Linked DNA regions of Homo sapiens: region 2 is linked to region 1. The links are chromatin contacts, found by Hi-C or POLR2A ChIA-PET in ENCODE. All regions are on one chromosome and are shown on one strand. The core of a region is the stretch at or near the end of the contact, and the rest is flanking DNA. Distances in the headings are between cores, read along the strand shown.

Region 1 (4,662 bases), core at 1,250-3,749:
GGTAGATGCTGCAGCTTTTAATTTTTAAAATATGCCAAACTCGAGCTTCAGACAAGAGTAAAAATAGTTTGGGGAAGAAGAGCCTGGGGTGGATTTGAGGTTCCAGGAGCGTCGGGACAGCCATGAACTGAACTCTGAGGAGTATCAGCAGCACTGACTGTGGTGGGGGGTGAGGGTGGCAGTGGTGGCAGCCACCAGGCATCGAGTCCTTCTGATGTGACAGGGGCCTGCACTTCCTAGATTTATCTCCCTCCCACAGCACAATGTCCATGGGAATTGAAGTGGTACTGAAGTCTGCTTTTCCAGATGAAGACAAGAGGCACAGACAGGCAAAGAACTTGCCAAGGGTCACACAGCCGGCTTGCTGGACAAGCGCCTGGGTTAAGGCCCAGGTGGGGCCAGAGCCCACGCAGGCCACTGTGGCTGGGGCAGGGTGACCCAGGCGAGGCAGTGGGGGCTGGGCAGAGGGGCATGGCCTCTCAGAGCGGGGGGCACAGGCAGACGGTGGGAAGATGCTCCCACTGCTCCCGTGCCCCTGTGCCAATTTGGTGAGTGTATTAAAAAGTTTCTTTTCAATTACCTCTTTCTTGAAAATTACTAATAGCGCTCTGATGGAGATGCGACTTAATTTCCCAGTTGGCTTGGAAATGAGGAGACCCATAATTGTTTGACCCTCTCACCAGCGGCAGACTGGGAGAGGGAGCTTGGCTCCTCAGAGGCCGAGCGTGAATAAAAACATCCCCACTGAACATGCTTGCCACCCGCCCCCGCCCCCAGCGCCAGACTCCGGCCACCAGCACCCAGCCCAGCACCCTGCTCAGCACATCCAAGAGCCCGGCCTCTCACTCAGCTGTACCCTTGGAAAAGCGATCAGTGCTGGCGGCAATCTCCACAGGGGCCCCAGGCTCTGACTGGCCTAGTCTCTCCCAGCAAGGAGGTGGCTTCCACAGGGCCCCAGCTCCTGCCTTGAAGGCAGGCAAGCCCAGCCCCTCTGGAGGAAAGAACAAGTTACGTAGAGGTCGGTTAGAGCCTGCTGTATGTCTGTCGGGCCTTCCCGGCAATTTCGCACTTCACATTTGCAAAAGCCACAAGAGAAGGGCATGATTATAGCCCTGGGCAGCTAAGGGGACCAAAAGCCAGGTGTCCACATTCCTACAGGTGTGGCCTGTCGGTTTCCCCAGCCTCTCTCCAGCTGCCCTGTCATGGTCCCTGCCCAGTGACACTGCAGACCTGGGAACAGGCCCTCCATAGCGAACTGCCCTAAGTACAGCCTCTGGAATTTTTCCCAGGAATTTCACTGAACTCTTAAGAATCTACTCACATAATAATATAATGATGATGGCCACCGGTTTCTTTAATGTCAACTCTCTCATGTCATGTTTTCTCAGTGACTCCTACAAACCACCCTGCAAGGATTCACCATTATGTCCCTAGTTTACAGATGCAGAAACTGAGGCATAAAGACCTTAAACAGAAGAGCCAGGATGCCACCAGGCCAGTCTGAGCGTAGAGCTAATGCTCCTCCGCTGCTCTCACCACCTCCTGGCTTCCTCCTGCTTCTGGTGAACACAGAACCTCAGGCTATCAGGGGAGGGCCTTTCTTTCCCATTTCTATGGTGTGGTCCCTCCTGACCACTGACTTTTCTTCTCTGCCCAGGGCAGCCTCCATACTCTTCTACTCAAGGGCTTCCCCCACAATCCTCTCCAGCCCGGAAAATGCTCCAGGAGCCACCTTCCCTCCACAGGTGGGGAGCCTAGGGTCAGCCCCAGGGGCGTGAGGCCCTCTCCGTCCAGTGGATGGGCACATTATGGGGCCTGCGAGGGTATGCTGGACGCTCTTCACACTGTCTGGGTGGCAGGAAGTGACGCGCTTGCCTGCTGCATTTCCTGGAGAGACTGATGTGTCCAAACTGAGGCGCCACAGCTGGACCGAAGGCTGCGAGGTCACAGAGGGTCAGCTGGCTGCAGACATGCTGAAGAACAGCAGGGATAACTCATCCCAGCCCCAGCCTTGCCGCGTGAACCTCCGAACCCTCCCCATCGTGATGCAAGGAAACACGATCCAGCCACGCGAGAGGGGAGCTGGGCAAGAGCTCCAGACGTCTCCGAGACCTTGCCCACAGAGGGACTTTTGTTTAGAAAACAGGCGTTATCACTGTGACAAATGCTGTCTGAATTCCAGGAGGAGTGCTTTTCCTGCTGCTCTGTAAATTCCACATTCTCTCTTCACATCAACATCTCCTATCTCATTCCCTGAGTCTCCTGCAGCCGCCTTAGCGCGTGCCAAAAGGAAATCAGGCAGCGAACTTCAAAAACACAAGGAGACAGCGGTCTCAAAGACGCCTGATGGGCTCTTCTCACCTCCACCTGACTGCAACGGAGAAAGAGCTTTGCTAGGCCAAGGGGGCCCATCCCACCCTGCAGAATCTCCTGTCTCCCTGAAGCCTGTTCCCCAGACCTGCCCTAACGGGTCCTGATGGAGGGGGCGTCAGCTCCAAGGTGTCACTGGCAGGCAGGGGAAAGGTTCAGGCACACCCCTGAACCAGATCCTGAGGGGCCCTTCCAGCCCCGGCCTGGGTACAGACCAGGTCCCTGCCCAGTCAGCTGGGCACAAAGCCAGCTGGCCCTCTCCCTTGGCGGCCCTCTGTTCCGGCTCTCCCAACACCAGGCCTTCTTGCTGCCTCCAGTTCCTGCATTTGACTCCCCTGGGTTGATCGCTCTTTAGCCACTTATTCATACCTCCGGGCTTGGCCTCATGCAAAGGCATGAAGAGGCCACCACCAAAGTCAGCCATCGGCTGTGCAGCCCAGGGAGACCCTGTCCTTAGAAGTGCAAGGAAAAGGACAGGCGGCCCGTCTGCCCTCTCCCAGTGGCAGCTAGGACTGGACTGGGCTCAGGGTGTGAAGTGGGGTTTTGTCCCCTGAGGGCACATGAGAGAGGCCCAAGGATCCCAGACTGGGGTCTAGAGAGACAGTGGGACCAGCAGAGAGGAGCCCTCAGCCCCAGGGGCAGGGGGAGGTTCAGGGAAAGCCTCCTGAAGGGGGTAGGAGGAAGGGAGGGCAGGAGTCATGGTGCCTGGAACTAAGGTGGCGCTCACCACATACAGGAAGAGGAGTGATGACCACCTCTGCCACTTCTGCTGGGCAAATACTGCATGAATGGACGGTGAACAAATGAACAAAATGTTACAGCTCTCCATTTCCTCAAGAGACACAAAGGCAGAGCTAACACAAAGACACTAGAGCTAACTCAGAAGCCTTTTATTAGACAAGCACAGAGCTCTGGGACACAACAGCTTCCTGTTCCCAGTCAGATGTTCCACGTTATGTGAATTTTAGAAATGCTGGGCAAACATGCAAAAAGTTTCTTTACTTCAGGATTTTTCAGAGTCTTCGAAATAGCAACACGCACTTTTAACATCTGGAAAAACCACAGAGCACGTGGCTTCTCCCACATTCACATGGACCCCAGCCCTTTCTACCTGCAGCAGCCTGCGCAAAGGGGAATGAAAAGCAAACTCTGGGCAACCCTGTTCCCTTCTACAACACAGAGCAAAGGACACCAAGTCAGGCTTGTCTGCAGCCAGTGGTCCCTCCAATACCCAGCTGTGACCCGGACACTCACTCCCACTCAAGTAAGGGATACAAGTGAGGGTGACATGCAAAGGCAAACCTGGAAGTAATCCGTTCTCTTTTTTTTAAAAGATTAAAGCATTCACAGAAACACCTGAAGTGTACCTAGCTTAGCAAATTTCTGGGGACACATCTCACAAGCGTGTCAAGAAGCTACAACCAGAAACCCTGCTCCTGACCGCCTGGAGGTGAATTCTGGGTCTCCTCTGGACAGTCTTGAGATCCTGTAACCTCCCTCCCCAGCACGGTGGAAGGTGTCCCCTGCAGCCTCCGGCTGCGCCACGAGCCCGCCAGTCAGCTCTGCCACTTCGCTGGCACCTCTTCTGTGCCCAGTGCCATCAGGGCAGAGCCTACCCTCCCTGAAGCCCTGAGAGTCAGCAGGCATGTCCAGGTGACAATGCAGGAGAACCAAGGGGGCTTCTGCCCAGTGCACAAGGCCTGGGGGACATGGAGGGCCCACATCACCAGTGTGGCTCTTCTTGGGACCCGGTAGGAAAGTTCTTAGAGGGAGATGTCCCCACAGGGCTATGCAATTATCTCCCCGGACACACTGGCTTCGCAAAGCCCTGGCTGGCTTGGGAAGCATAAAAGGCCCACTTGTTGACAAAACCCACTCCTTTGATGGATCCTGCCCCAAAACCTTTGAAAATAATTTTGTTTTTGGTCCTGACTTGCCTTTCACAGCCCCACCCACAGACACATCAGTGGCAGGCCCAGTCCATGCTCCGCCCCTTCAGCAAAGCGGTCCTGAGAACCCGGCAATGCTTCCGGGCGTGGGGCAAGAGGGCACGATGGCTACAGGGCGTGGCTTCTTGTCATTCTGCCCAGAGGGCTGTGAGTAGAAGGCAGGCCCCTCTGTCTGCAGGGGAGTGGGTGAGTGGACCCACAGCACACGGGGTTTCTGAGCTGGCCCCTACAGCATTCCCCAAGGGCCAGACAGCAGTGAGCCCCCCAGAGCACCCACTGGATGCCTGGTCTTGGCTGCCACCAAGCCTGCTGCTCAGGACAAGCCCATCCACAGTGATGGATC
Region 2 (4,662 bases), core at 780-3,279, 150 kb before region 1:
ATGGTCGTCAATGACTCCCCAGTCTCAACAGAGAGAAAGAAAGTGAGAGTGATTGCTACTTTCCATTCCACGCTTAATGTACAATTTGATCAGTTAAACCACTTAATCCTATATGAAACAGGAATGTGAAGACACCTTATGAAATGAAAAATGTTAACCTCATGGGTAAGGATGGCGATCAGCACCGTCATTCTGGTGATGAACCCCAGAAGGCCAGCGCCCTCCCAACACCAATGATGCTGGATGTCAGCTTGCTGTTTGCATGGCTAAGGTCGCTTCTGGCCATTTATTCTGGGCTTGTCACAAATCCCATGGAGCAAGACTCTGCTCTCTCCTATTCCTGTGGAGATCCCAGGCCCAATCCCCAGGGAAGTTGTACCTAAAGGCTTCCCAGAAGATACCAGAAACGACGACACCAGCTTCAAAGAAGAGGCTGGATGCTCCCTCCTTCAACCATCCAGGTCTGATCTAGGGATACGATGTAGTTCAGACACATTGTCCCACTAATATGGCCTTGACATACACAGGCTTTGGGCCCCATCAAGCCTGGCTCCACAGCTGTCTCTGGAATCCACGGCGGAGCTGCTCACCACCCAGGGCAGAGTTCTCCATCCACAGTTGGAAGTCACAACCACACACCCTGCTGCAGGTCAAGGCTTCCCCTACTCGCTCAATGTAAGAGGACGCTGCTCATGGGCTCTGGAGGCCACAGAGAACAAGAGGCATAATTCCTGCCCACAGGGAGTGCCCCGGGGCGCTGCTGTGTAAGCCACTGCCACAGCTGGAGAGCCTGACCCTGCGGGATTCAGCGAGGCCCACGCAGCACAAACTGCCCAAGTGGCCTCAAAGTCAGGAAAAGATTTCCATGAGGTCTGGAGCAGCCAGGAAGGCTCATTGGAAGAGGCCAGACCTGGCAGAGCCAGAAGGAAGGGGGAGGATGGCAGGCTCTTCAGGCTCAGGGCAGTGCGGACAGTGAGCCCAGGATGCCCAATTGTGCCCTGGCACTGAACCGAGTGAAGTGTAAGCCCCGGTGCAAAGCATGTGGCCTCTCCTATACATACAGGATGAGGAACATCTCTTGCTGGCGTCCTCGAGAGGAACACATGATGTAATACACATAGTAAGAGGTACATGATGAAGCACCCACTAAGCCCTGATATCGGGGTTTCTCAGGCTGTTGCTGGGCCCTGTTGCCAGAGCTCCTGCCTCAGTGAGCCTGGGCATGTCTAACAGGTTCCCAGTGATGCAGATGCTGCTGCTCCAGGGACCACCCCGGGAGGGAGACTCACAGGCCCTTTGGCATTTCCACACTTGCTGTGGCTCCATAGTTCCCAGTTGCACAGTAAGGAAGGGGAAATCATTTATCATGTCCATGCGCCTACTAGGCATTGTACTAACTGGAGAAACTCAACACAGAAGATCAGAGAGGCGGGAGTGGGGGAGACATTTGAATCCTGGTGACCATTTACCAGTGCTTCTGAGCAGCAGCTGCAAGGGGTCTGGGTGCCACTGGGAATGCAGGTTTGGAAGGCATCCAGGGGTCTGTGCTTTTCGATGGTACATGAATGAAAGTGCACACCAGGGCTGGGAGAGGCTGCCAGGGACTTTCTCCCCTTGCTAGGGAGCCTTGGTCTGTTCTGAGATCCTGACACTTTCAAAGGCCAGCCCTTCAGCCACGTGAGCCCAGGTGACCAGGTGTTCGTTCGCAAATGAGGACGAAGTCACTGGCCTAAGCATCAGAGGTAGGAAGCACCAAAAGAGCACGAATCATGGAAAACCTCCTTCCCCAGGGCCTTATGCAAATGGCACCATGATTTTCAATAATAAGCCACAGGACAGGAGAATTCCAGAGGCCCTCCTGATGCCCAGCCACCACCCCACAGGAAGCATTTAATAAGAATAATATCCTGAATGGCCACTCCACAACGTGCAACTAAAAAGTGCTTCTGTCTCACTTGGGGGAAAAACGTGGGGGGAGGAATTAAAATCAGACAGGAAATTCCAACACCACGAGCTGGCTGGTGTCCGGCTGGCTGAGGCCCAGGCCACTCACGCAATCAGGCCTGCCCTGCAGACACAGCCTAGCAGGACCCGTGGCCTCTGCTGGGTCCGCCCACGCACACTGCCCACCCCAGGCTGAGGTGTTACTTGACAAATTAGCTGCCGAAAGAGAGAGTGTGCTGGGCTGGGGCCAGCACAGCCACTCCACACCAGGCACAGAGTTCTGAGACTGGTCTCCTGGTGAGGGCAGGTAGGGATGCAGAGGGACCTGCACATTCCAGGGTGAGGAGTGTGCTCCAGCCAACGCCACGGGAGAGGCCAGCCCCGTGCCATTTGGGTCTGGCCGCTCGGGAGCCAGGCAGTCATGGGATCTGTTCCCTGCAACAGTGGCCTTGAAGTGACAGGAGACAGGCCACAAGAGGCGGCATAGTGTCCTGTTGGACAGAGCTGAGGCTGCCGCCAGTGCCACAGCCAAGTCTGGCTTGATTGCTGACTCACCGAACCTTCCTGTGCCTCGGTGTCCTTATCTGTAAAATGAGGATAGGGACAGGACCCATGTCAGAGGGAGACTGTGAAGTGGAGAAGAGCTAGTGCAGGGCCAGGCACGCAGTAGGGCCCCGAAGGGTGCCGGTGTGGCCATCCCTACAGACCCCTCTGCTGGGCTCCTGCCCCTTTAGCAAGGGGTGGGAGACTGGGGTGAGCTCCAGAGGGACACCTGGGAGATCCCCGCCATCACAAGGAATGGGAGGGGCTGCCTGTCTGTCTGGGTAGACATGTAGAGTCCCACATTAGAGAATTTTAGGGCTGGAAGAAACAATAGGGCTGGTCAAGCTTGCTTAAGGTTGAAAACTCTGTCTTGGTCACAGAAGGTTTCTAAAAAAGTAGTGTGCAGCCTCCCCACTGCAAAATGCAATAGATTTGAAGCCCAGAGGACCATGGCTCCCAGGGACCCTGGCACCTTGCAGAATCCAATGCAGAAAGCAGGAATCCAGCCCAGGAGCTGGAGGAGACGGTGCCCAGGCCCTAGTGCTCCTTCCACCTGTCACAGGCCAGGGCTAGGCCAGGTGGCCTGGGATGGATTCAGGCTTTCCCCTAAAATCTTGCTGCCCCTTGACATACTCATTTGACAGTATACACTGGCGACCCCGTCAGCTGGCAGGGACCTTGTCGGCTAGCTATTGCAATGCTGACTGGTCCCCGGCAAGAAGCCCACTTGTCGCAGGTGATTCTCCCTTTCAGGAGGATGACCATGCCATTCCTCTGTCTGGTCCCCACGGGTCGTGAAGGTGTCACTTGCCATTCTGTGTACTTAACTAGCATCCAGCCCCTTCCCTGCAGAGCCCAACAAGAGGTTTCTTGATCTGGCTTATAGGTCCTGCCTTGCGTCCTGCCGAGAGCATCAAGTCCCAGCTTTGCACTCTGCCATAGCTCTTGAGACGACAGTAAGGCCACCACATTTGGTCTCCACCAGGCCCTGGTGATGGTTTCCCAGGCTGAGCCAAGGCACCTCTTTATTCCAGGCTGCATTCTGAGGCAGGGCCTGCCACAGACAATCAATGACCTTTAAAACCGGGCAGCGGAATCAGCCACCTGGACAAGCAAACGAGCACTGGGGCTGGACTTACTGTCTTTCTGCAATCAACAGGGGAATGACAAAATGCTCTCCATTCTTTCATCCAAGCAGGTCCCGTAAGGGCCACTTTCTGGGAGCCTCTTGTCAGTCCCAATAATTATGTTACTCAAAGGGATCCTTTACAATTCTCTCTACCTTGGACTAGAATCTTCCCTAGGTGTCCACTCATCCAATGCAGCCCTGGCCAACAGAAATACAATGTGGGCCACATATGTTATTGTAAATTTTCTAGGAGCCACATTTAAAAAAAACTAAAAAGAAACAGGTGATTATTTTAATAACACAATTTAATTGAACCAGTACGTCAAAAATACTATCACTTCAACATGGAACCAGTAAAAAAATTGTTAATGAGATGTGTTACATGCTTTTATTCCTACTACGTCTTCAAAACCTGGTACCTATCTTGCACTCACAGCACATCTCAATTAGGATAGCCACATTGCAAGCACTCAGCCACACACAGCTCGCGGCTACCCTACTGAACAGCTCAGGCCTAACTCGTTATCATTATTGACTTTCCACTGCTTCAGAATTCTAGTCTAGCTTAGTAAAAGTCCCATCAATACACAAAATATGGTGATGAGAATTCTCCCCAAACCTCAGTCCTTCCTCACCTTTGAATCTTAGCTTCCTACAGACTTCTATTTGGTCGCTTACATTTACTGATGAAAACACAGTTATTTTTCTTCCCTCCTTTCCTCCCTCCCTTCCATTCATTTAACTCACAAACGTTCCCAGAATCGTAGGAGGGTTACTTGCGATTCTGTGGGTGAGGCCGGTGCCCCGCCCAAGGGATTAAGTCAGCCTGTGCCTCTCTCCCCACCCTTCCACACCCTTGACCTCTCCGCGCAGAGCTGGTCGACAGCACCTCCCTTGTTCTGCCCTGGATTGCTGCCCGCTGCGTTCTTGATAAGCTTGGAGTGTTCCCAGACACGGGAGTGGGTGTGTGGACTCCCGAGATCTTCGACAAATAAGAGGGTCCGCAGAAAGCAAAGCCCATGCCGGGGTCATGAGGGGCAGTGCGG

What was found. Hi-C counts contacts between places; a loop is a spot of excess contacts on that map. ChIA-PET counts read pairs that join two places held with the same protein, here RNA polymerase II (POLR2A). Pooled maps may share reads with other maps.
Region 2: a loop to region 1 is called in a pooled map, with 5 times the contacts of the local background. The contact joins two enhancer-like sites. A Hi-C loop is called at or near these places in 2 of 50 pooled maps. POLR2A ChIA-PET finds 5 or more read pairs at or near these places in 2 of 52 experiments (AG04450 and PC-9).

Annotation. Positions count from the first base shown.
Region 1 is chr2:120,763,473-120,768,134 of GRCh38, reverse strand. The region is part of intron 1 of GLI2 (GLI family zinc finger 2); the gene reads right to left. Among named protein-coding and RNA genes, the nearest start is that of GLI2, 30 kb to the right of the region's middle. Within about 2 kb of position 2,499, at least 15 of the 41 ENCODE cell types and tissues checked have a DNase peak (open chromatin) inside an H3K27ac peak, as active enhancers do.
Region 2 is chr2:120,912,685-120,917,346 of GRCh38, reverse strand. All of the region lies in intron 2 of GLI2 (GLI family zinc finger 2), which reads right to left. Among named protein-coding and RNA genes, the nearest start is that of GLI2, 180 kb to the right of the region's middle. RefSeq lists enhancers at 1,257-2,030, 2,031-2,804. Within about 2 kb of position 2,029, at least 16 of the 41 ENCODE cell types and tissues checked have a DNase peak (open chromatin) inside an H3K27ac peak, as active enhancers do.